3 separate regions of the Mus musculus genome follow, and all the other regions are linked to region 2. The links are chromatin loops, found by intact Hi-C in ENCODE. Cell type or tissue: left cerebral cortex. All regions are shown on one strand.

Evidence for each region. Peaks named below come from ENCODE experiments on the same cell type or tissue, not always from the same donor. Only the 100,000 strongest peaks of a DNase experiment are listed, where the experiment ranks them.
Region 1: a loop joins it to region 2, with 4 times the contacts of the local background. A loop is called at or near these places in 9 of 42 quality-filtered maps.
Region 3: a loop joins it to region 2, with 2.5 times the contacts of the local background. A loop is called at or near these places in 5 of 42 quality-filtered maps.

What each region holds. Positions count from the first base shown.
Region 1 is chr5:52,127,881-52,135,880 of GRCm38, forward strand. Gm40302 (a long non-coding RNA gene) reads left to right here and starts at 2,462. Exons shown (of 3, transcript XR_868417.3): 1 at 2,462-2,551; 2 at 3,678-3,911; 3 at 6,362-8,000. In left cerebral cortex, a CTCF peak has its summit at 4,404 (motif pointing right); DNase peaks (open chromatin) are centred at 4,414 and 7,759.
Region 2 is chr5:52,520,645-52,528,644 of GRCm38, forward strand. No RefSeq gene overlaps it. Among named protein-coding and RNA genes, the nearest start is that of Lgi2, 42 kb to the right of the region's middle. In left cerebral cortex, a CTCF peak has its summit at 3,792; a DNase peak (open chromatin) is centred at 3,769.
Region 3 is chr5:52,263,309-52,271,308 of GRCm38, forward strand. No RefSeq gene overlaps it. Among named protein-coding and RNA genes, the nearest start is that of C130083M11Rik, 51 kb to the left of the region's middle. In left cerebral cortex, no CTCF peak of the experiment used is centred here; DNase peaks (open chromatin) are centred at 39 and 3,973.

The DNA.
Region 1 (8,000 bases), 390 kb before region 2:
ACATCCCTTCTTTCCTGTCTTTATTTTTGTCATATTTATATTTATCCTATCTGAGTGCACGCCGCAGCTCACATTTAACCTCATACACTGCCTTATAGCCTGACATTGGTTCCACTCGCTGCTGTGTGAACATCCAGCCATACGAATGGATATGCATCCATTCTCCGTGGTACACAGTATTCTTGCCTGGTATTTTACAGGTGAGAAAAGCATGGCTTCACCATGCAAGTCCCTGGTAAAGAGTAAGTCGGGACGATCTCAACCTGCCTTGGTGCTGTCACTCAAGAATGCTTGCCCGAGGGCTGGAGAGATGATGGCTTTCGGGTTAAGAGCTGTGGCTGCTCTTCAGGAGGTCCTGAGTTCAATTCCCAGTAACTACATGGTGGCTCACAACCATCTGTAATGGGATCCAATGGGATTCTGCTGTGTCTGAAGACAGCGATTGTGTACTCATATACATAAATAAATAAATCTTAAAAAAAAAGAATATTTGCCCTCAAAGAGACACCAAATAGCTGCTATGCACAGGAGATTTGCTGGTCTCAGTGAAGACTGGAAGACCAATACAGTTCTCCTGTTGTGGACCTCGGGGTTAAATGGGTTGAGAGACACATAAGTAGGACATCAACAAACAAGGTATGTGAGATGTGGATATAAAGAGAGACGCCATCATCCTTGATATGATAGATATGACAATGACATCTCAGAAAACTAGGGGGTGGAGTAAGTTCCGAGTCCCATTTGAATGTCAGGGAGGACGCCGAGTAAGCTAGAGTCACATTTATTTAAATCTCCACATAAAACATAGCAGCTCGAGGGAACGGTGATCAGCAGCTCTGGCCTAACACAGCCTCATAAAGATGGGGCAGAGAGCAAGCAGCCAGGGTCTGGAGTAAGAGGCCGGTAGGGTGATCCTGACTTGACACCAGCATCCTTTGACCTTCTCTGCAAGACAAGCAGGGACACCTGCATGTAGGAAATGAAATGGGCACCCAGCCCACAGGGGACCCTGAATGCTTTTCTTCTGTCCCCGTGATCACCAAGGGCTAGGCTCTAGACCTGTTTGAGTGTGTCCCCCAGTGGTCTGGCCTTGAGGCAGTCACATAAGAAGCGATAGGGTGTTTAGGACAGACAGACCTACCTAAGTGTTCAGGTGATGGCAGGTATGCTCTCTGAAGGGACTGGTGGAGCTCTCCTGAGACCTTGGTTAACTGAATGAGTGGATCTGAGCCTCAGTGTAACCTAGTGGTGGAGCCCTGGTCCAAGTCTAGCAGCTAGTCCGGAAGCCAAGACAGGCCCTGAGTTCCCTACGCATGCTCACTTAGCTCCGCGTCTGCCATAGGGTCTCTCTCACAGGCAAAGTGGGAGGAGCTATCTAGAAGCTACAGCAGAGCCTGGGGTGCTGTCTTGGGGATCATGAGTGCCCGCCTGCCATGTTGAAAGCTTGCTTCTAGCCTGATCTCCATTTTGATGTCCATGGAAGGTGTGGAACTTTTGGGGGAAAGGTCTTCATGAAAAGTCTTCCTGTTATTGGGACATGTGTTTTAAATAGATTGTGGGAGTCTCGTATGATGTCAATTTTGTCAGATTGGTGAGATTCAAAATCACTATGGTAACATACGTACGGGTGTGTCTATGAGGGTGTTTCTAAGAAAGTTTAATTGAGCTGATGTCTCACAATAACTTCCATTGCTACGAAGAACCACAACCACCAAGACCAAGGTAATTTTCAAAAGAAAGCGTTTACTGGGACTCACAGCTCCAGAAGGTTAGAATCTATAAGTATCATGGATGGCAACATGGCAGAAGACAGGAAGGCTTGGTGCTGGTGCAGTACCTGAGAACTTACATCTCATTCACAAGCATCAGAAAGCTAACTGAATAGTGTGGGCTTTAAAACCTCAAAGCCCACCCCCAGTGACACACTGACCCCCAACAAGGCCACCCCCTAATCCTTTCCAACGAGTTCTACCCAATGGGAACCACACGTTCAAATACAGCAGCCTACAGGGGCCATTCCCATTTAAACCACTACAGTTGGGAAAATGCACTCTGAACTCTTGGTTGTTGTCCAGTCTGGACCCCTAGCTGGTGGATCCATGCTACCAACATTCAAATGCACAGTGTTCAGCTCTCTCTCTCTGCTTCCTGACTGTGGGTACAGTGTGTCCAGCCACTCTCACCTTCCCTATGGCTTCCCTGCCATGACAGACATGTCCCCTCCGATTGTAAGCTTCCACAGGCTCTTCTTTCCTACCTTGCTTTTTGTCAGGTATTTGGTCATAACTAGAAGTGTAATTGATGCCTTTGGTCTCTTCATTTCTTTCTCCTCCCAGACGTAAGGTGAGCAGTAGTCTTCGCAATGAAATGCTGCCAGCATCCCAAAGCAAAACCAAGAGCCAGGATATACCTTACCCTCTTCACAAGTTGGTCATCTCGGGTATTAGCAACACCAATGGATGTCTCAATGTGGAAAAGTGATTGCTGCCAAGTCTGAAGTTTGAGTCTGAGACCCACATCATGAGAAACCCAAGAGATCCAATTTCTGAAGGTTGGAGGAAGGAACCACTCTAAAGTGGATGGTCACCCCCTCCCAAACTCTCTAACACAAAAACTCCCTCTTCCTCCCTCCCTCCCTCTCTCTCTCTCTCTCTCTCTCTCTCTCTCTCTCACACACACACACACACACACACACACACACACACCCCGCTCCCAATGCACTCAGGCTCCCTTTCCAGCTTGGCTGCTCTGAGCAGCTGCTAACAGCTGGAAACAGGCAGCAGTCAAGGGCCTGCAGGAAAGTGCAGAGAGGAGTCTCAGCAGCCCAGCTCTCCCTCCCTGGGGCTCCTGCCTAGCCTGACCTCCAGGGAAAGAGTAAAGACTGGGATCTCCCATGCACAGAATGTCCCAGTATTTGGAACTTGCTCCACCATTTCCTGGGGGGCCTCCCATCCTAGGCTGGGCCAGTGGTTTCCTGTGAATGTTCTACCAGGGTGCTCCTTGTGTCTTCAGTGGAGAATCAATGCAGCCAGACGGCCTGTCTCCAGTCCCCTCCCTCTACTCTGTAGGACCAAACCAACCTGACATCTTTTTTTTTTCCTCTTGAATTTAAGAGCCCTGCAGACGCAAGGATCCTTTTAGCTTTTAACATATTTAATAATTTATTATTTATCTGATATTTTTGTAAATGTATTCCTCAGATCAGGACTTTGCCTCTGCAGCTTCCAATTTGCACCTATCTGACATCGTTTATCTTCCAGCCCCTTGATGCTCTGGAGGGCGGGTTTCCTCTTTAACACTTCCTTAGAGTCCTAATGAACTTCAGTCACTGTACGAGTCTGTACGAGTGCTTCAGTCACTCAGGGTGCTGGCGCGCACACACACACACACACACACACACACACACCCTTTTGCATTTTTCCTGCTCTCAGGCATACAGATCATACGTGCCACTAATACAGTGTTGATCTCCCTAGGTTGCTTCTTTTTTTTTTTAAAGATGTTTGCCCTTCAGCCTGCTATTAACCAGTTTCTTCCTACTTTGAAAAACTCACTCTTTTAAATTTCATCATACCAGTATTTCCCCGGGGATTTTACCGTTTATTAAGTAGTCAAAACCAATTTTGGAGCAATCATATATACCAAATAGTCTCATGAATCTTTTGTATTCTCCACAGCTCCTGCACACAGGTGGGCACCCTGCAGGAACATCAGAAATACTCCACTGGCTAATCCACGTAGCCAACAGGTCGCTTCCTGAGAGGCGAGCTGGAGTGCTGCTTCAATACGCAGCAGTGCGGGTTTAAGCGACGGCATCCTCTCGGTTTAGCTGTGTGACCTTAAGCAACTGGCTCAGTCGCTCTGTGCTTCCACTCGCGCTGTGAAATGAAAATCCTTCCTACCATCTTGGGGTGAGGGTTAAGTATTGAAGCCTTTTGACCTAACTGAGGAAGTTCTCTATAAACAGTAACTTTTGTCCTGGAGATGTGGCTTGGTTGCAGAGCATTTTATCTGACGTGCGCAAGGTTCTGGGTTCAATCTCCAGCATGATAAATAAACGAGTAAGTAACTTATATTCTTTGAGTAGTCTTTGGGAAGAATTTAGGTATTAGAGATGTCGTTGACATCTTGGCCCAGGCTGTTCATGCCCACGCTGGCGTTCAGGTGTATGGAGATCACCCATCCATCCTAGTACCATCAAGCCACTTCTCTGTGACCTCAAAGTCACCGTCTGTAATGTGGGGGGTGGTGCTCATAATCCCAGCTCTCAAACCTCTCACCTTCTTTGAAATAATTTCTTGCCTTTTAAATCTCAGACAACTGTCTACACACCAGCAGGGGACAGCAATCTAGACATCTGTTCTCTCCAAGGACGCCTCCGCTCAGGTGGCAGCGGCAGAAATGCCCACTAGGGGGCGCGTGCGCTCTCTTCTCAGGCCGGGCTGGGGAGGGAAGGCGAGCTGGGAACCTTCTGGGCCCATCTGTGTGTATCAGCACAGGCAGACCTGCCACTGCCCAGCTCAAGGCTGAATTTTGTTCACATTAAACCTGACAAATCTGAGGTTAGAGGAATTAGTTAACTCACCCAGGATCTTAGAGCTAAGAGGAACCATGGTGCCTCTCTTGGCAGTCTTTAGGACCAGGGAAGGACACCCCTGGATTTTGCCTGCAATGTGGGTACCCCCAAATAGGCACGGGTGTGGGGCTGTTACCCAGTTTGCCCCCGAGAATATGGATGCCGGGCGGTGGTGCTCTGTGAGGTTTGGGACATGGCAGTAGCTAGCTTCTCTGAAACAAAATGCATAGTCCTAAGAAAGGTCTGTACAAGCCGAGCCTGGTGGCGCACGCCTTTAATCCCAGCACTTGGGAGGCAGAGGCAGGCAGATTTCTGAGTTCGAGGCCAGCCTGGTCTACAGAGTGAGTTCCAGGACAGCCAGGGCTAGACTGGGAAACCCTGTCTCGAAAAACAAAAACAAACCCAAACCAAAAAAAGGTTCTGTACGAAAGAAGTGGGTGTGCTTGACTTTGCTGAAGCTGCTCGGTGTCAGCTGGACCTGCTAGACACCCTGTTAAAGACACATGAGATGTGCAAACGATCAGTTTGACTTATGCTCTGGCAGAGTAAGGAATGCGCTGAAAATAAGGAAGTGGGGCATCTTGTGTTTGAATGACAGCCTGACGTCACTGTTTCAGAAACAAGAGTTTCTACACTTCACTACATAGCCCTTGCTGGCCTGGGACTCACGATGTAGCCCAAGGTGGTCTCAAACTTGTAATAGTCCTCCTGCCTCTAGCACCTAAGTGCTAAGGTTACAGCTGTGTAACACCAGACTAAAATGGTTGTTTTACACTGCTACTTTTGGGGTGATTTGTGAAACAGCAAAGATAACTCAAACATCATTTAACTGAACTGATACTACGTGATAGACACCAAAGTAAGGTACTGTGTGTTTTCTCTCCCAGTCTCCGGTTTTGAAGAAGGGTCTCCCATATCCTAGGTGGCTTCAAACTTATTGAGTACTTGAGGATGTCCTTGAAGTACTTAGTGCAGCACCGTGCCTGATTTTCAAACCCTGATGTCTCAATAATCTTGCATTGCACATTCATGGAGAATGACAACTCAGATTAGCAGCGGACACACTGAGAGATGCAATCAATGGGGGCACTGAGACGGCTCAGCACTTAAGAGGACTTGCAGAGGATCTGAGTTCAGTTTCCAGCACCCACATGGCCAATCACTGCTTAAAGCTCCACCTCTAAGGGATATAATGCCCTGGTCTGGTCTCCAGGAGCACTCCATGCACATACATACATACATACATACATACATACATACATACATACAAGCAACACTCATATGCATAATATAAAAATAAATCTTAAAACATATTCAAAGCCACATAAGGAGACCTACTCTTCATCACCAAAGCCTTTATTGATAAGGAAAGTAGGAACCTACAGACTGTGCTAAAAATCAAACGGGTAGTGGAAGACTGGCTGGTGGCCTTGAGTGGTGTACAATAATAAAAACAAAAGAAGAGCTACGGACAATGGAAAATGTCCCTGAGAATATGCTGTCCCTTGGGCTTCAGTCTTGCCACAGCTATGAGACTGGAAGGGAAATGCTTTCATTTCATTAACACCTTTACATGGCAGTGAGCAAGGCTCGAGCGCCAGTTTCCTCCGACCCCACCCCCACCCGCCACCTTAGCCTTTCCTAATAGCATCCAAGGATAGGGCACCTACTGTGTGTCTGACAGAGTGTCAGGTAGTCCATCTGTCAGGTAAGTGTTTCTCGTATCCACGAGGGTTTGAGTTTACAAACCTGGCACACCCATGTGTTCCCTTTCTGCCATCACAGGCCCTTTTCCTGGGGAGCGACGGAGCCAAGTCAATCAACAAACAATCGACTGTATGTCAGGCTCCGCCTATGTACCTGGGACATCATGACCCTCCTTGCCTCCTCCTCTGCTTGCCTACCTTCCTCTTGCCTTCTCTGATGACGCTTTTCACATGTTGCCGTATCTTGAGTCTCCAAACTCTTGCAGACAAAGGATCCAAGTATGACACAAGGCAGATCAGTCGAGGGATAGATGAACCAAAGAATGAATGAGAGGACGGGGTGGGTATATACATGTGACTTTCCCCAGCGACACATAAAAAAACCAACCCATGTATTCACTCCAGAGAGGACACGGACACACCAAAGGAAGGACTCTTCAGTTCAAGTCCAGCGTGGTCAACCAGTGGGTTTACTGGGGTTACTTAAAAGCGATACAAGCAGCTACATCACCAGAAAGCCCTCTGGGCAAACTACACTACCCGATGTCCAACGTCCAACCTCAGTTCACCCCTTACATAATCTCAGGATGGAGAAGGCTCAGGAGCCTTGAGTCTTCCCACTCTCTCCACAAAGGAGTGGCTCATGTGTGGGATTTCATCTTCTATCCAGGATGTCAATAGTAATTTCCAGATCGGAGGAAACAGCTATAGTACAGTGAGTACATGGGCAAATGGATGGGTAGCTGTGTGTGTGTGTGTGTGTGTGTGTGTGTGTGTGTGTGTGTGTGTGTTTGGGAGTAGGTAAATTAAAGGGTGGATGAGAATTGGTTTTCACTTAGTCCTCTGAATGGAGCATCAAATCTAGACACCCAGCACAGGCCTGTCTGAGTCTTGTGGTCTAGCCAAATTCAAATATAAAACTAGCCATCTACCCTGCCATGCAATTTGGGGGAAAGAGAGCCTAGCAACAAGTGTAGCAGAGGTGAAAATCCCCATGGAAACAGATACAGTGAACTTCCCTCGGGAGAAAGTGCTCTCAGTGACTCTGGGGACACAGTCGCAGAACACCATGCAAAAGGGCCAAGGACTCTTCCCGACGTACAGTCTACTTTAAGAGGCTTTTGGTCCATCTGAGGCCGTTTACTTTTGAGAAATGTGAGATTTGAACAGAACCAGAATGGAGCCAAGGCAACTAAAGGGCATCAGAGGAAAGCTGGCCACTTAGTCATTGCCCCACCGTGGCAATGCCTCCTTTGCAGAAGCTATAGAGAGCCGAGATACCTGGGATAGGAACCTGGAATTTTCTAGACCACAATTCTCAATCCAGTTGTGAGATGAGAGACACATTTTCAACGAGTCAGGCTCAACCACTGGGTACTTCACACCACACAGAGAGCACAGTAGTCTTTGAAACGTGGGTTCTGTTTTCTAGATCTACTTGTGCATGACTGTACTGTGGGCAGCCGGGTGTAAAATGTACTTCTGTTGTTCATCATTGTCAGAAAGCTTGGCACTGGGATGGGCATACCCCGTCTCAGCCAGAATCTACTGAAGTAAGTGCATTCCTGACGAACTAGCAGCTAGGAATAGCTAACCAAATGGGATGAAATTACAGAGCAGTTTCTTTTGCCCAGTGGGGTGGGGAGTAGGGGAAGTCTCTCTCTTTCTGGGACATTTTTGAAGCCCGAGTATTAGTTGGATTGCGGGCATTGGGAGTT
Region 2 (8,000 bases):
ACATGGGAGTCCGGAAGCAACCTTGAATTCTGTGTGTCGGGACTTCCTTCCTTAGCTCCCAAACACAGATCTGTGGAACTGCCAGTGTGACTTGACTCTGCTGATGGCCTTTCCTAGAGAACTCGGAGCTAAGGAACTGGGCCGTGGCCATGGGACCAGCAGGACCGCCATAACATTGATCTGCTTCCCTTCTCACGAGCTCGCTCTTGTCTGCACAGGAAGGCTTGGGGAGCCGACAGACCTGTCCAAACTGCCCCTTAAGCCCCGCCCCCTTCCTCCAGCCAGCCATTTCTGAAGTTGCCAGACCCCGTGAGCCTTTGGCCAACGTTGGGTCTGTGTGACCAGCCGCATTGCATCAACAGCTCACAGCCTTGTTCTCCCATACTGTGAGGATTTATATGCTGTGGTTACCTTGCAAGACACCCTGGGAGCCTGCCCATTCCAGACGTGGGGTGGCTAAATACAGGGTATGGTTACCCCTGGACACTAAGGAACGAAAGTTGGTAGCAAAACACTTCTCTTTCCATCACCTTACTATGTAGCTTCCAGATCACCACACAGTCACTTGGGAGTCCTTCCCTCAGCACCTTCAAATCCAGTGGCTCAGTAGGACAATCCTGGAGGCCAGGACTGCCCCCCGCCCCCCGCCCTGCTTTCTGGGATAGCTCAGATAGTCTCTCTGTGTCACCTAAAAGGAAATCTATCCGTTATATAATATAAGCTACCTCCACACATACTTTACTAAATGAATATTCTGTTAGGATCTGGGTATAAAGTAGTTCCCATAGGCTAGTGTTCTTGAACGTTTCGGTCCCCATCTGGTAGCGAGCGATGTTCTGGGAGGTTGTAGAATCTTTGGAAGGTGGGGTACAGCTGGAGGAAGTACATCCTTGGGATGGGCCATTTGAGGTTTGTAAACCCCGTCTGCTTCCTGTTCTCACTCTGTTTCATTCAGATGTAAGGACATGAGGTTTTCCCGCTACATTCCTCCGTGCACCATGTCATCCCCGCTGTGATGGCCTGAATCCTCGAACTGTGAGCCACTCCCCTGAGAAGGCCTGTATCCTCACACTGTGAGCCAATTCGCTGCGAGGGTCTGTATCCTCACACTGTGAGCCAATCCGCTGCGAGGGCCTGTATCCTCACACTGTCCTTTAGATCACCTTTGTCAAATGTTCAGTCCTAATGAAAGAGAAGTAAGTTACTAATATATATATATTCTCTGTTTTAATGGACAAAGGGAAATCCTCTGGTTCTAAAAGGAAGTATGTAATTCTAAAAGAAAGTATCTTTCTATGTGCAGCCATCCCAGACATGCTCTCCTAAGTAGCCAAGATGGCTATGAGGTTCTGGGCACCTTGAGGTAAGCTGACCCAGAGGAGGATCGGGGCCAGCTCTGCCTTTTTAACCCCATAGATTATGTGACTCCTTTGCTTGTTCATCCATCTCCTCTAGGTTGGAGTTTGGCCTTGTGCTTGTGCTTGTGCTGTCTAAGGAACCTTGCAGGTCGGTCTGGACAGTGTTCCAATCTTCCCACCTTTCCTGGATGCCCGCTTCCTTGTTCTGGCCTCTCTGCCGCTGTTAGATCAGCCATCTACAGTGGGGATATTATTATAATAGCTTTTGCACGCCTGTTGGGCACTCGAACCGGGGCACACCATGGTCCCAGAAGTAGAGGGGTACCTAGAATAGCAGAAGGAGGTAAGGTGGGTGGGTTAGGGAATCGCTGAGGACAGGAGAGGCAGCTAAACAGATTCCCTACAGACCTCATTCCTAAGAAGGGACAGTCTGTGTTGCTGCTCTCTGACTGTCCCCCATTTGGAATGCCTGCTGCTTCAGATACCACAGATGTTCGAAGAATCATCCTAAAAGCTTGGAGCTTAAAATCAGGATTATCTGATTTTTTTCCCCATGTTTCTGTTGGCCCAAAATTTCAGGAAGGTGCACAGCCGGGTGACCAGGTGGAGGCTGGAGCTGCAAGAGGGGAAGACTGGTGTGGCCAGGCTGGGGCATCTCTTGTCTCATTGGAGGTAGTGGGTTTCTCCAGAGATCTCCCTGCTTGGCCTGGCCTGGCCCTCCTCGAAGCACGGAGTCCTCAGGACTGTGTCACTCTCCGCATAGACGCCAAGACTGCCAAGAGCATGTGGACATTCTTAGGGATACCCCAGGAGTCTTACCTTCCTAGCTTCTGCAGTGTGCCTAACCCTTTAACGTTTGTGGTGCATCTAATCTTCTAAAGTCTACACTGAGTACAAGGCTTACACTGTTCATGATCTCTACTGTCTACACTGTGTGTAAGCCCTTAATGCCTACCCAGAAAGCATGAGGCAGTGTCATGCTTAGTCACAACATTGTGGCATTTGTCACACCACATCCTGACCCAGCACGGCTTTAGTGATGCAGCAACTTCAGATGTCACAGAACCACTTCTGTATCACTGTGTGGGTGACAAGTGAGCCATAGGCCCACCCATACTTGAATATTGGGAAGGAACGTATTGTCAGGATTGGACAGAAGCACCCAGCCTGCGACATCGGCAGAATTGAATTTTAATGTGTGAGGTCCATATTTAAAAATGGAGCTGGCTCTCTTTATCCACATCATCATAATTTGCACTGCAAGTCTCCTGTTCTTCATGGGGAAACCATGTGAGCTTTTCTCAATGGTGTCTTCCCCCTTGATAGAGTCCCTGTGATGGTTTGTATATGCTTGGCCCAGGGAGTGGCACTATTTAGAGGTGTGGCCTTGTTGAAGTAGATGTGTACTGTGGGTGTGAACTTTAAAACCCTACTCCTAGCTGCCTGGAAGCCAGACATCCACTAAGAGCCTTCAGATGAAGATGTAGAACTCTCAGCTCTGCCTGCACCATGCCTGCCTGGATGCTGCTATGCTCCTGTCTTGATGATAATGGACTGAACCTCTGAACCTGTGAGTCATCCCTAGTTAAATGTTATCCTTTATAAGACTTGCCTTGGTCATAGTGTCTGTTCACAGCAGTAAAGCCCTAACTAAGGCAGTCCCCAAGTCACACAGTGGCAGGACCTACTGTGAAGCAGGCTGTTTCAAACATGCCTCCCATACCACACAATCATTGGTAGGAATGTGATAGGCTCAGATCTGAGCCTGGAGGACACCCACTGAAGTCTCTAGATTCTTGTGTCCCAAGGACAATGAATTGTACCAAGGATCCATTCTGAGTGATGGAACTAGACTCCATTACTGAAACAGGACGTGCTCTGAGGATGGGAGAGGGCTCTGAGCTGGGACTGAGCATTGCCTCCAAAAGCACTGGGCCACCATATACCTTTATAGTCATTTACACAATACATCTCCCACATCTGTACCAGGGGCTTTTCTTACAGATGTATGTAGCCCAGATGGGGAAGGGTTTTTAGTCTTTTCTTGCCCACTAGCTTCTTTTAGGTTAATTTTGCTGTTTCTCCAGTCCGTACTCATTTGCTGCAGAAACAGCTGTGTATGCCTGTGAGTTTCCTTCCTGCCTGGCCCTTCCCACTCTCACCTGGTTTCACTGGGCATCAGCGAGTGTGTTTCTCAGCCTCTTGTGAAGCGACCTCTGACACAGGTGTATCCAGCCATTTCTCAGGGCTACACCTCCTCTAAGAAGCCCTTCCCTGGTCCTGCACTGTTCCTGAGACCCAATAGAGCAGCCCACTAGCTATACCAGATCTGCTGCCCTCAGTGAGGAAGGACCTTGAGAACATTTAGGCTAAGCAGACTGAGATGGGGCTCGCTCAGTTGTCTTCTGCAATACCCCCACCTAGTGGATCTGCTGGAATGAGTCTCCAAAGGGGATAAGGATTCCCAGTTGCCCCAGGGAAGAGAAGGAAAGGTTTTAGCCAAAGAAGGAGGCCAGCGGGCAGCTGGAGTCTATGAGCAGCTTTCCCTGACCTCTTTAGCAAGAGACTTGACAGCAGCTCCCTGTCAATGAGACACAGATTCTAGATCCCCTTGGTTGTAGTACCACACTGAAGCTTGGCTGTCTCTTTTACAAAGGCATAGGGCACTCGTGGGATGGTGCAGAGAAAGTGGGACCGCCACCCAGAAGATGGGGGTGAACAGGGAGGGAGGCAGGGAGAACAGAGAGCATCTGGCTGAGGTTCTGGGTGTTCGACGTGTGCTTGGAGGTCAGGGTAGGACCAACAGGGATGCAGAGCCCCGGACACACTATCTCATGCATCCCAGGGGAAGCCTCCTCCTTCAGCCCACCCCCTGCCCCCACCCCAACACACATACAGAGAGAGAGAGAGAGAGTATCCAGGGGGAAATTCCAGTGAGCTCTTACAACATGTCCTCAAGAGAGGTGGCCCCAGCTGTCAGATGCAGAAGGTCTGACTCCATGGAGCTCAGAATGTATATACCTGTCCTTGTTAGGTGAGGTGACCTGCAGGGACTGAGAGGACTGGGGGGGAGGGGCCTTCAGGGGCAACAGCTGCTACAGGAATGTCCTTGAAATGGGGGTAGTGGCTGCCTTCCAGAGCATTGGATGCCACAGGAGCCCTCCCTAGTGTGCAGCACCACTGCAGGGCCGTCCATCCGTTATAGCAGGGAGATCTTCGAGCTGGATGATTAGATTAAGAAAATGGCGATCTTCATGTTTCGCACAAGGAAACCGAGGCACCTGCCCAAGATCACTCAGAGCTTAGACAGAACCAACTTGACCCTAGTGGTCCTGAGTCTGAGGTTAAACCAAGACAGGGCAAAGGACAACCAGATCCAGAAAGTTCTACACATGTATTTAATCCATTTTCTACTGCTCCAAGGACTCTGGAGAAGTCCTGGAAAAGCTGGGAGAGGGAGGGAATCTGGAAGACAATGAGCTAGTGGGACTCGTTAAAATAGTGGGTTAGTTTGGGGCTTGGGGCTTACTCTCAGATTACTGGAGTGGAACAAGTATGGTTTACTGCTGCTTAGTGTTGTAGGCTACATAGAGAAACATTAGCACAGGCCTGACTTGGTATACCAGTAGTTACAGAACACAAGAGACTGGGGCAGGAGAACTGAAAGAGCTTGGGAGCAGCCTGGGCTACCTAAGAAAACACTGTCTCAAATAAACAAGAAAGCAAGCAAGCATGCCAACCAGGGAAAATGAAGAAGCTGCATTTCCGGCACACGGAGTTGGCTTATGGCCTGATCACTGCTTAGCCTAGTCTACCTGAGGCACGACTTGGTTTGAACTTGAGAGTCAGGCAGTTCCAGGTTGGAGTGCAGCTGAGCTGTTTGTTAAATGTTGGGGCTTCATTTTCTTCACATAAAAGTCTGTAGGAGGACTGGAGAGGTGACTCAGCAGTTAAGAGCACTAACTGCTCTTCCAGAGACCCTGAGTTCCAGTCCCAGCAACCACGTGGTGGCTCACAACCATCGGTAATGAGATCCGATGCCCTCTTCTGGCATGTGTCTGAAGATAGCTATAATATACTCATATAAATAAAAAATAAATTCTAAAAAATAAAGTCAGTAGAAGAAGTGCATGTCAGGAAGAACAGAGAAAAGCAAGCATCTTTCATAATGAATGGCCAGAGAGTGAATAGTGAAGGCTTAAAGTTCACAGAGCCTCCAATGCAGCTGTTCCACCGTGCTAACAGGACAGAAAATGGCAGCAGATAATACTTAGTATGCTTGATGTGCCAATAAAACTTTATTTGCAAAAGTGGGCAGACAGATTTGCCCCGCCACATCCCTTGCTGGTTGTGTTACAGAGTTTCTAAAAAAAAAAAAAAAAAAAAAAAAAAAAAAAAATCACCCCTTAGCTAAAGCAAAAGTGTCTCTCTCTCCTCTTTGAAGGTCTGGAGAAAACCATGCTTTCTCCACCTTCTGTCCCTTAGGGACCAGGCTTGCTCCCACAGTCCTCCGGGATATCCCAACAGCTGCAAGGCTGAGCAAGCAGAAGCTGCAGTAGAAGACAAGAGATGGCGGGTTTGCAGAAGTGGCGGCTCCCAAATGAGACACACAGAAGAGGCATAGAGAAGGGTGAATGCTTGAAGGCCATTGTTCGGGGTCTCGCTTCTACTCTGTGAGTGATGGGAAGTGGTACCTTTTGCCCTGAACCACCTGTGCTTCACTCTCCACAGGACCCCTCAGACCCTGGGTGGAGAACAGACTGCAGTGATGGAAGCCAGGCAGGCAGCTGGGACCCACAAGACAGCCAGGGCAGAGACCCAAGATAGCCAGCAGTGACTTGAGAAGAAGCAGGCAGATTCTGGAGTGATTTTTAAATGCGCTTTTTTTTTCCTGCTCAGAAGGTTCATGATTTTGCTCAGCTTATCAAAAAAATTACAAAGCGCTTGACAGTCACATTTAGGATATGACCAAAACCCTCTGGAAACATTTCATCTCTGAGTGCCATTGTACAAACAGCTGCACACACGCGTGCATGCGCACACGCACACACACACGAATTGTACGTCCTTCATTAAGCGTTGAAGGATACTGCTTAGCATAGGTTATAACACATGGGGCAACAAAAGTTTGCAGAGAGTGCGAGAACGGGCAAAGCAGGAATTTCTCTCTATAACTACAAGAATGTATGGAAGTAGATTGTGTACCAATCCCCCAGAGTCGGCTATAAAGCAAATCTTGAGGTTACTTTCTTTAAGATGGAGACTTTTCACTGGAGAGTCCTATCGGGTAAAGAAAGGATTGCCAAGGCGAGATGGAGGTGTGGCACAGGCTAGTCCACTCCTGCTTGAGCAGCCTCAGCCTCCTGGAACTCCTCAGGCCATGGGCCTTCACGGCCCTGCTACTTCATCAAGGAATGGGTGACGCTGCACATAGATCCCCGTGGGTAACATGCACTTTCCCTTGCGTGGTAAGGACTAGGCACAAGCAGAAAGTGACCAGGTCAGGCTTAAGGAAGGGTTCATGATCTCTACACTTCAGCTTCCTCCCCAGACCAGCCAAGGCTCAAACTCATGTGGCCCAGGCCTGGTCTCTCTCACGTGCTGGCACTAGAGGGAATGGCTGGCTAAAGGTAGCAAGACAGCGAATGCAGCCGGCTTCAGAAAGCATCGCTCGTGCCTATTACTAGGCAAGGGCTACATCAGGGTCACATACACATGTTCTGTATTATCCTGGGCAAATGTCATGAACAACCCAAGTCTCAGCTCCTCCAATCATATTTAAGTTGCTCATGAAAAACTTCACAATAAAGTAAAAACTGTTCACGCATATACGCTAAACAGAGGCCAGCATCGCTCTGCCAGGATGCCCTCATGGCTTGTTGACAGTGCCTGGCAAGGGTAAAAAGTGGGCTGCTGGGGAAAGTCATGAGATTTAGGGGAGTGAAGAAGAATAGAGATGGGGAGAACGTAGTTTGTATTTCAGGGTGGTGGGAAGATGGCTCAGCTAATTGAGTACTCTACAAGCATACCTCTAATCTCCCCCCCCCCCTCCCCGAAGCTTCAATTCCCAGCACCTAGGTGAGAAGTGGGCCGTGGCAATGCTGGAAGGTAGAGACAGTTGAGTCCCTGAAGCTTGCTGGCCAGCCAGTCCGGCCTCACTAGTGAGCTCTGCATCAATGAGCCATTGCTTGTTTGAAATTAAAATTTTACTGAGCAATCCACATTGTATCTGGAAACTCTATTATGAGGGGAGAGATGGGGGATAAATTGGTTATATTTGTGTTCTGGGTACAAAGCTGAATAATTTTTCTAACCATTCTATACCATGTTGCTCTAGTTTTGCCACCCTTTCGCTGTGTGACCTTAGCAAAGCCCTCAACCTCTCTGTGCCTCTACTTCCCCATCTGTAAGATGGGCAGATGGAGAGCATCCACTTCCCAGAGGCCTCCCAAGAATGAATGAGAGAAAGAAGGAAGGTCTAGTCCCACTGCTTGGTGCCCAGTACCCAAAAAGGTCACGCCCCTCTCTGCACTCCCTGGGTAGGGGTGAGGGGACACGCTGGAGGAACAGTGAAAACCCACCAGGCCTGGATTCTGCAGTCAGCACTTCCTCCTGCCCCAGCTTCCTCCCCACTACCACCCC
Region 3 (8,000 bases), 260 kb before region 2:
GATGGCTTTGCTCTTCATGCTATTTCTGGTACGGTTTAAGCAGAGTGGACGAGGGTTTGAGTGTATCCGTGTTTATAAACACCCCAGAAAATTCCATATGCTGTGCTCGAAGCGAAGCTGGCTTAATTTGAGAAGACTAAATGCACGCAGGCAATTGCAGGCTTGTCTGTTTTGCAGATCAGTGCAATTCATCAGTGGCAGGACAGGAGGGGAGTTCTGGGAAGCGCAGCTGCTGTGACCAGTAAGCCTGGTGCTGGCAGCACACGCTGCCCCCCCACCCCCCACCCCCCCACCCCTCCCATACAGATGGCTGCTTCACTTTGCACGAGCACAAGTGTGTGTGCTCGAGAGCGCGCACACACACACACACACACACACACACACACACACACACACACACACGCGCGCGCACGCACACGCACGCACAAGTTCACACAGGCACCTCCATCTCCACTCCTGGTTCAGTTTGCTGCTGTTATAAGAGCTATATCCAAATAATGATGGTGTCCTTTATACAAGCAATGTGACAAATGCTTAGTTTACTTCTGTAGGCTGCTTTAAACCTACTTAATTATTTTTAGGTATTGTTTGTTGTTTGTTTGTTTGTTTGTTTGTTTGAGATGGGGTTTCAGGCTGACTTGGCACTTGATAAGTAGACCAGGTTGACCTGGTCATTCACAGTGATTTGCTTGCCTCCATCTGTCTGTTGAGGGCTGGGATTAAAAATGTGAGCCCCAACCCCTGACTTTCTTCAGGCAACTTATCTGACTGGCAGCTCTGATGGGGCAGAAGTCCTCAGATGCATAGCATCTCTGTTATTAACATGTACAAGAGTTTGGACAGTTTCCCTGCTGAAGCCTCAGGTCCTTCTCTGGGAAACAATGGATAGGAACTTGGATGCCCTAATAATATTCAGGAATATTTGGTTCCCACAAGGCAAGCAAAGGGACTCATTCTCGTTCTCTAGTTGAACGTTCTGCATCAAGTCATGGACTCGCTGCACTGGACTGGTGTTTGGGTGTGTCAGCTACTTTGGATGCCTATGGCAGGTGGAAAGGACACTCAGGGTAGCTTGTCATATGATCCTCAAATGGGCTGTGTTAGTTACTTGTCTCATGGCTGTGATCAAATGTCTGACACAGAGCACCTTATGGATGGAAAGGTTTATTTGGCTTACAGTCTCAGTGGATACAGTCCATCATGGCCAGAAAGGCACAGCAGCAGCTGTAGGATGCAGACGATTGCATTGCATCTACATCTGAGAAGCAGAGAAACAGATTGTGCTCAGCTCTTGCTTTCTCCATTTTTGTCTTGTTTTGTTTTTGCAAACCAGGACACTTGCCCTTGGAATGGTGCCAACCCACATTTAAGTGGATCTTCTTACTTCAATTAACCTAACCTAGAAACTCCCTCATAGACACCCCCAGAGGTTTGTTTTACTGGTGACTCTTGTTCCAACCAACTGAGCTGAGCCATTCATAGCAAGGTAGCCAGAAATTGATCTCATGAGCTAGGAAGAGAATACCCTAACATTGATTTAGACCTGCTGACTGCTACCTCACATCCTCCACCAGAGCCCACGGAAGGTGCTGCCTTCATAGAGACAGAAGAAGAAAATAAAATGAAATTTTGAATGGGGGTAAAAGGAATCGAAGAAGCACACACAAATAGCAAAATAGCAAGAAATTTTATTCTAACGCAAAAGTATAGGTCAGACACACAGCAAGGAGGCAGTGGGCTACTTGAGTTAGTGCTACTCTTTGGAGAGTCCTTTGTGTTGCACCCAGTAGGAGTCAGAGTCAGTTACTAGATGCTGGACAGGGACAGTTTTCTGTTTTGATTGACAGGGTTGAGTCGACAAGCTTTTCTTCCTTGTGCACGTCCTTTCTCAGGATGTATCTGGTTCCAGTCACATGCAATTCACTCTGATGACAGTTTGTCTCATTGGGCTTGCACTAAGACACAGGTGAGCCTGGATGGGCCCCCTTCCTCTAGTCCTCAGATATATTCCGAGACCTATTTGAGTGAACACAGGAAGTCACTAAAGGATGGTTAGGGAGGACCTAACTTACTGTAGTCATTTGGAGTGGGGTGTACATGCATCTCCATGCTGGTGCATGTTCAATTTCCAGGCTGTTAAATGCATTGTTAAATAGGGTGTGTGTAGTTTAAGCCAAGTGCTATCCTGGGTTACTACTGTTTTCCATATCCTCACCTGCCTTCATTTCTTTACTTTGTGTCAGATCATTTCTCCCTATTGAAACAGGATAGCTGCCACAGCTCCAGGGATTTTATCTTTACACGCCAATGTCTCATCCAAGTGTTTAGATGTAAAAATAAGTTTCTAATCACACCTTCTCAAAAGGCTTCATAAGTGGCCACATTGGCCCCAAATTCAATGCCCATGCCCAAGGCAATTGTGAACAAGTAAATGTAATTACATTGGTGGATTTGAGCTTAACAATCCAAGTTCTCCCTAGACCAAGAAAAGGCTCTGCCCTCCTTCTGAGATGTCAGAAACCCCACACTAGAGCCAAGTCACAATTCTGAGTTCATGAAAGGACAGGTGATTTGGCTGTTAGTGTTTTGGAACCACCTCCTCACTTCTGCAGGGGGGATGGTGAGGGGAGAGGCAGAGGAAGAGTCAGGGCATAAGGAGGAAGGGCAAGAAAAGAGGGGAAGGAACCGAGGCTTTGGAATCAGACTTGGGTTTCGCTCCCAGATCTGTTGATGATCAGTTGTGTGTTCTCGACTTGTTCTTGAGCCCGTCAAGGCTTGGCCATCTTCATGCGGAAAGTGGATAAAGCTTGGGGTTTCGAGGAGTTTCAATAAGAAAATCCTGGAAGGAGCTAGTCACAGAGTCCAGGAAATATTGTTCAACTAAGGGTAGGGGAAGAGGAATATAAGGGCCCTGCAGTTATAAAATGCCTTTTTAAGTGTTCGCCCCTGGGTCTGTCAGCACACCAGTGAGGTCAGCAAAGCAAACACATTATTTAGAAACAGGATCTCATCGTATGTAGTATACTATGTAGTCTTACTATGTAGACTCACTTGGCCCCAGCCTTACAAAGATCCGCCTGCTTTTGCCTCCCGAGTCTTGTGATTAAAAGCACATGTCACTCTCAGTCCATCTTTTTATTTTAAATTGTGTGTGTGTGTGTGCGTGTGTGCGCTCGTGTACACACACATCTGAGTGTCAGCTCAACTCTAGGTGTCCTTCCTCAAATGTCATTCATCTTGTTGGGGGAGGGTCTCTTCATGGGCTCTCTAACTAGGTTAGTTTGGCTCCCCAGGAGCTGGGTTATCTACTTCTCCTGTGATGGAATTATAAGGATGCCTCACCATGGCCAGCTTTTTAAATGCTCCTGGAGATACAACTTAGAGTCTCAGGCTTGCAAGGCAAGCATTTTACTGACTGAACTATCTATACAGACATTTCTTTTATTTTATTTTTTATAGTGCCAGAGATAGAACACAGGGCCTCATGCACACTGCACGGCTAACTAAGCACTAGAGTACTTTGCATGTACTTTGCACCACTGAGTTGTAACCCGAGGCACGTGGGGCATCATTGTCATCTTCTTTTGTGGATGTTAAGAGTATGGACTAGTGACTTTAAAGCAGAATGTAGGGGTTTTTTTTTTTTAAGATTTACTAATTTTTATTTAACTGTATGAGTGTTTTGACTATATGTATGTCTGTGTACCATGAGTGTGTCTGGTACCCATGGAAGTCAGAAGAGGGCATCGGATTCCCTGGAACTGGATTTAAGGATGATTGTGTGTGCTACCATATGGATCCTGGGAACCAGAGCTGGGTCCTCTGCAAGATCTTAAGTACTGAACCATGGCTCTAGCCCCATGAATGTAGGTTTTTGAAGTTGAAATACCCAGCAACATTCAAACATACAATGAGAAAGCTGCATTGTGGAGATCATCCCGATCTTCCAAATTCCATCTTTCTTTTTGTGTATCTAGGCTAATTAGATTCACTTACAAGAATGCTCAGTGCTAATCAGGCAGGCTGACTGTCTTTAAAATACAGAGAGGGCTAGAATAAACTCTTTGTACTCAAACAGCTCAGTTTGAAAGGGATCACTGACTATCCTCACTAATACATATCTTTCAAGGCATAAAGAATTGAGCTAGTATTTCTTTTCTCAGCACACCCTTCATTGAATCTCCTGGTCTGAGAACTGAGGTTGTATTAGATTCTGTGCGAGTGGGGGAAGTGTCACACTGAGGCTGGTTTTGATACTCTCTTGGACTCCTCGAGATAGAACGTCCTTGGTGCAGAGGAGCTCTGCTTTACCAAGAAGGGATTCCTGAGTAGGGTCTATTCCTGGCCTCCAGGAAGGTCTTTGTCTCTTCTGGACCTTATGCTTTGTCTCTTCGGTCTCTCCTCTCCTTTCTTAGCTGGGACAAGTCCAAGTAAGCATTTTGCATGGAATGGTTGGGGCCATGCTTGGCCCAAGCCTCAAGTCATCTGGAGTTGGATTTCATAAAGGAAGAGTGAGAGGGGCACATAGCAGAGTGATTCAGAGCTCCCAGATACTGAGATGCACTCCCTAGAACCTCTGGGACATACTCATGGAGAGGACTTCTACTCCCTTTCCAAATAGTCCCTCAAGCTCTCTGACCAGTCCCAGACAGAATTGACCTTAGTAAACCATTCTCTGACTTGAGAGATGATGGAGTCACCCACCTAGGACCCACATTGCTAAGTCTTGTCAGGGAGGCTAGAGAAGTTGCTTTACCCATAGGAGGTAAAAATTCAAACAGTTGGACTCCTTTCTGTTGGAGCACTAGTTAAGAGGTGAATATTAACAGATAAACATTAAATAGTGGTGGCAATCATAAAAGAAGTTCTTGTCTTCCCATATATAGCCTTGAAGAACAGTTAGCTCTCCTCAAAGCAGTATGTCAGAGTTCCAGGTTCTTTTCATATTGTGGCTCTGTAGTCTTAAGCACGTGGGATCCAAATCTCTTATGTTTATTGAAATCAACCCAGTGATAGTGAAGTGGCTTGCATGGAGGTTTGTGTGGGCCAGGCCAGTCAGATGTGAGCATGACACATATTATACAGACTAGAGCTCAGTCTGCAGCCACAGCAAACCACTTGTGAGGCTGGGAAATGTGTTCCAGGTTAGCTTTGGAGACTCTATGGCATTGCCTTTTTGACCATGAAATAACTCTTACACCTTCTTCCCATGCATAAATGCCCTTCCTCCATGAATACAACTCAAAATCCCAGTCTGGTTCTTGTGCAGTGCTCTGTGTCCTAAACCTCAGGGTAACATCATTTTCATTGACACGTAAACTCCAGAGTCAAGTTATGTACCACATCCTTCATATCCCCAAATGCCTTGAAGTGCCAATAAGAGAAAAGAAAGGGCCAAACGTAAGTCTCTCTATACTATCTGGTCCTGATGATCACCACTGTAGTATCTGCAGGTCGGCAGGAGTTCTGTCCTCAGTACACTTGGATTCCTTTATGTGTTTTTTCTCCTTGGATCTCTTTTACATGAGAACTGGTAACCTTTAGCAAATTGGAGGCTTTGGTAGGTGGTTTAAGGTAGGCTCTTCCAGTCTTACTTCTCGAGAATTTTTTGGTGCTGGACCTGTTCTGGCTGCTGTCTGCTAGATATTGGTTAGACGAAGTCAAAAATCTTATAAGCCTATATATCACCAAGCAGCTCTGATAAAAAAAAAATCACACTAGCCTTTGATTTAAGGTCTGAGAAAAGTCCCAGCTCTTAGTTTCTTTGCAAAACTGCTAATATTGCTTCCGAACATCAGGCTTTTGAGGAGCATGCTTCCCATCAGCTCTGTGAGTGTAGCCATGGCTAAAGTGCTTTCCTACACAAAGAACATCCTTGTCTGATTTCTTTCTTTGTACCTGCCTGACATGGCCTTCGACCTTACAGCTCCTAAAATCCTTCTGTTTGCTGCTTGTCACTCACCAATTAGCTCAGCACTAGGAAGCTGATCCCAGGAAGATTGGCAGTGACCAGCACCTGTGATGGCTTAGAAGGCGATATTTGGTAATTTTCTGTTTCTGTGCAAAATATTATGACCCAAAGCATCTTAAAGTGCATTTGTTTTGGGTCATGACTGACAGGGTGTATTAGTCAAGGCTTGTATTCCTGCACAAAACATCGTGACCGAGAAGCAAGTTGGGGAGGAAAGGGTTTATTCAGCTTACACTTCCACATTGCTGTTCATCACCAAAGGAAGTCAGGACATGAACTTACACAGGGGACTTTTCATCAGGAGCTGATGCAGAGGCCATCAAGGGGTGCTGCTTACTGGCTTGCTTCCCTTGGTTTGTTCAGCTTACTTTCTTATAGAACCCAGGACTACCAGCCCAGGGACGGCATCACTCACAATGGGTTGGGCCTTTCCCACTTGATTACTGATTGAGAAAATGGCTTACAGCTGGATCTCATGGATGCATTTCCTCAAGGAAGGTTCTTTTCTCTGTGATTATTCCAGCTTGTGTCAAGTTGACACAGAAAACCAGCTAGTACACAAGGCATGGCAGCAGGAACAGGATACTGAGAGATCATATCTCAGCCATACACTGGAGTCAATGACAATGAGGCAAGGCTACTTGGAAATCAGTTCCCAGTGACATACCTCCTCAAGCAAGCCTTCGTGTTCTAAAAGTTCCATAACTTCTCTAGTGGACACCACCAGTGGTGAGCCAAGGGTTCAAACACAGGAGCCTGGGAGTGACGTTTCTCATTCAAGCCACCACAAAAGAAATGCCACAGGTTTTATGTCACATCATACTTCACTTTTAGTAGAAACTTCGGCTTGAGCTCAGGGATTGTTACTGAAGGGGGTAGCTGTTAGGTATCACTTTCTCAATGTCCCCCTTACCTTCATGTTCATCAAGGATGAGCTGGGACAATAAGTCCAAAGCTGGGCTAAGGGGAGAAACTGGGAGTGACCTGGAGCAGTTGGCATGGTGGTGTTTGGGTTCATATATGTTTAGGGCTGACTAATTGGACTGGATAACCTATCAGAGGACTGGTTCATGGAGAAGACTGATTCTCCTTCTCTCAGCAGCCTTATAGGTGTTAGCTGGGTGGTGTTGGCACATGCTTTTAATCCCAGAACTCTGGAGGCAGAAGCAGGTGGAGCTCTGAGGCTAAGGTCAGCCTGGTCAACAGAGGGAGTTCCAGGACAGCTTAGGCTACACAAAGAAACCTGTCTTGAAAAACCAAACCAAACCAAATTGCTGTTTGTCACAACACCACTAAATGGCATCAGCAGATTGTGTGTGTGTGTGAAAGAGAGAGAATCATAACTAAAGAGATTAAAAATATTCTTGTAACAAAGCCAAAAGTAATATCAATAAATGATGACTTAGTTAACAAACTTCAGAGATAGCCTATGGGTGAAGGATTAATTCTTGGCAGGTTGTTATATGTGTGAGTCTTCACAATATAACCTTTTCCAGTTTCTGAATGTTTGAAAAATTTCCACAATAAGAAAAGATGTGGAGAAGAAGGAGAAGAAAAAGGAGGGGGAGGGGGAGGGGGAGGAGAAGAGGAAGAGGAAGAAGAAGAAGAAGAAGAAGAAGAAGAAGAAGAAGAAGAAGAAGAAGAAGAAGAAGAAAGCAAGCTTAATGGGAAAGATCTAAGAACTCACTGCTGAGTAGAAATGACTTAAGAAAATGCCAAGTTTGGGTAGCTTTGGGACAGAATTATCTCTACTAAGTTACTTCCTCTTATTAAAGACAAAATTGGGAAGTTATAGATGTCATCAATTAATTTTTTTAATAAGAAAATGTATAAACATGAGTTGCCCCTGAGCTCCTGTGGTGAAGGTGAGCTCCCAAATTAGGCTAATTAAACCCAAGAAAAGGAAAGGCCTCACCAACCAGCGGGGCCTTTCTGCCACCTCTTAACTAGGAAGACTAGCAAGAGTGTCTTAATGAATAGCTGGGAGCCTGCCCTCCCCAAACTCATCACCCTCCAGGCTGGTACATTT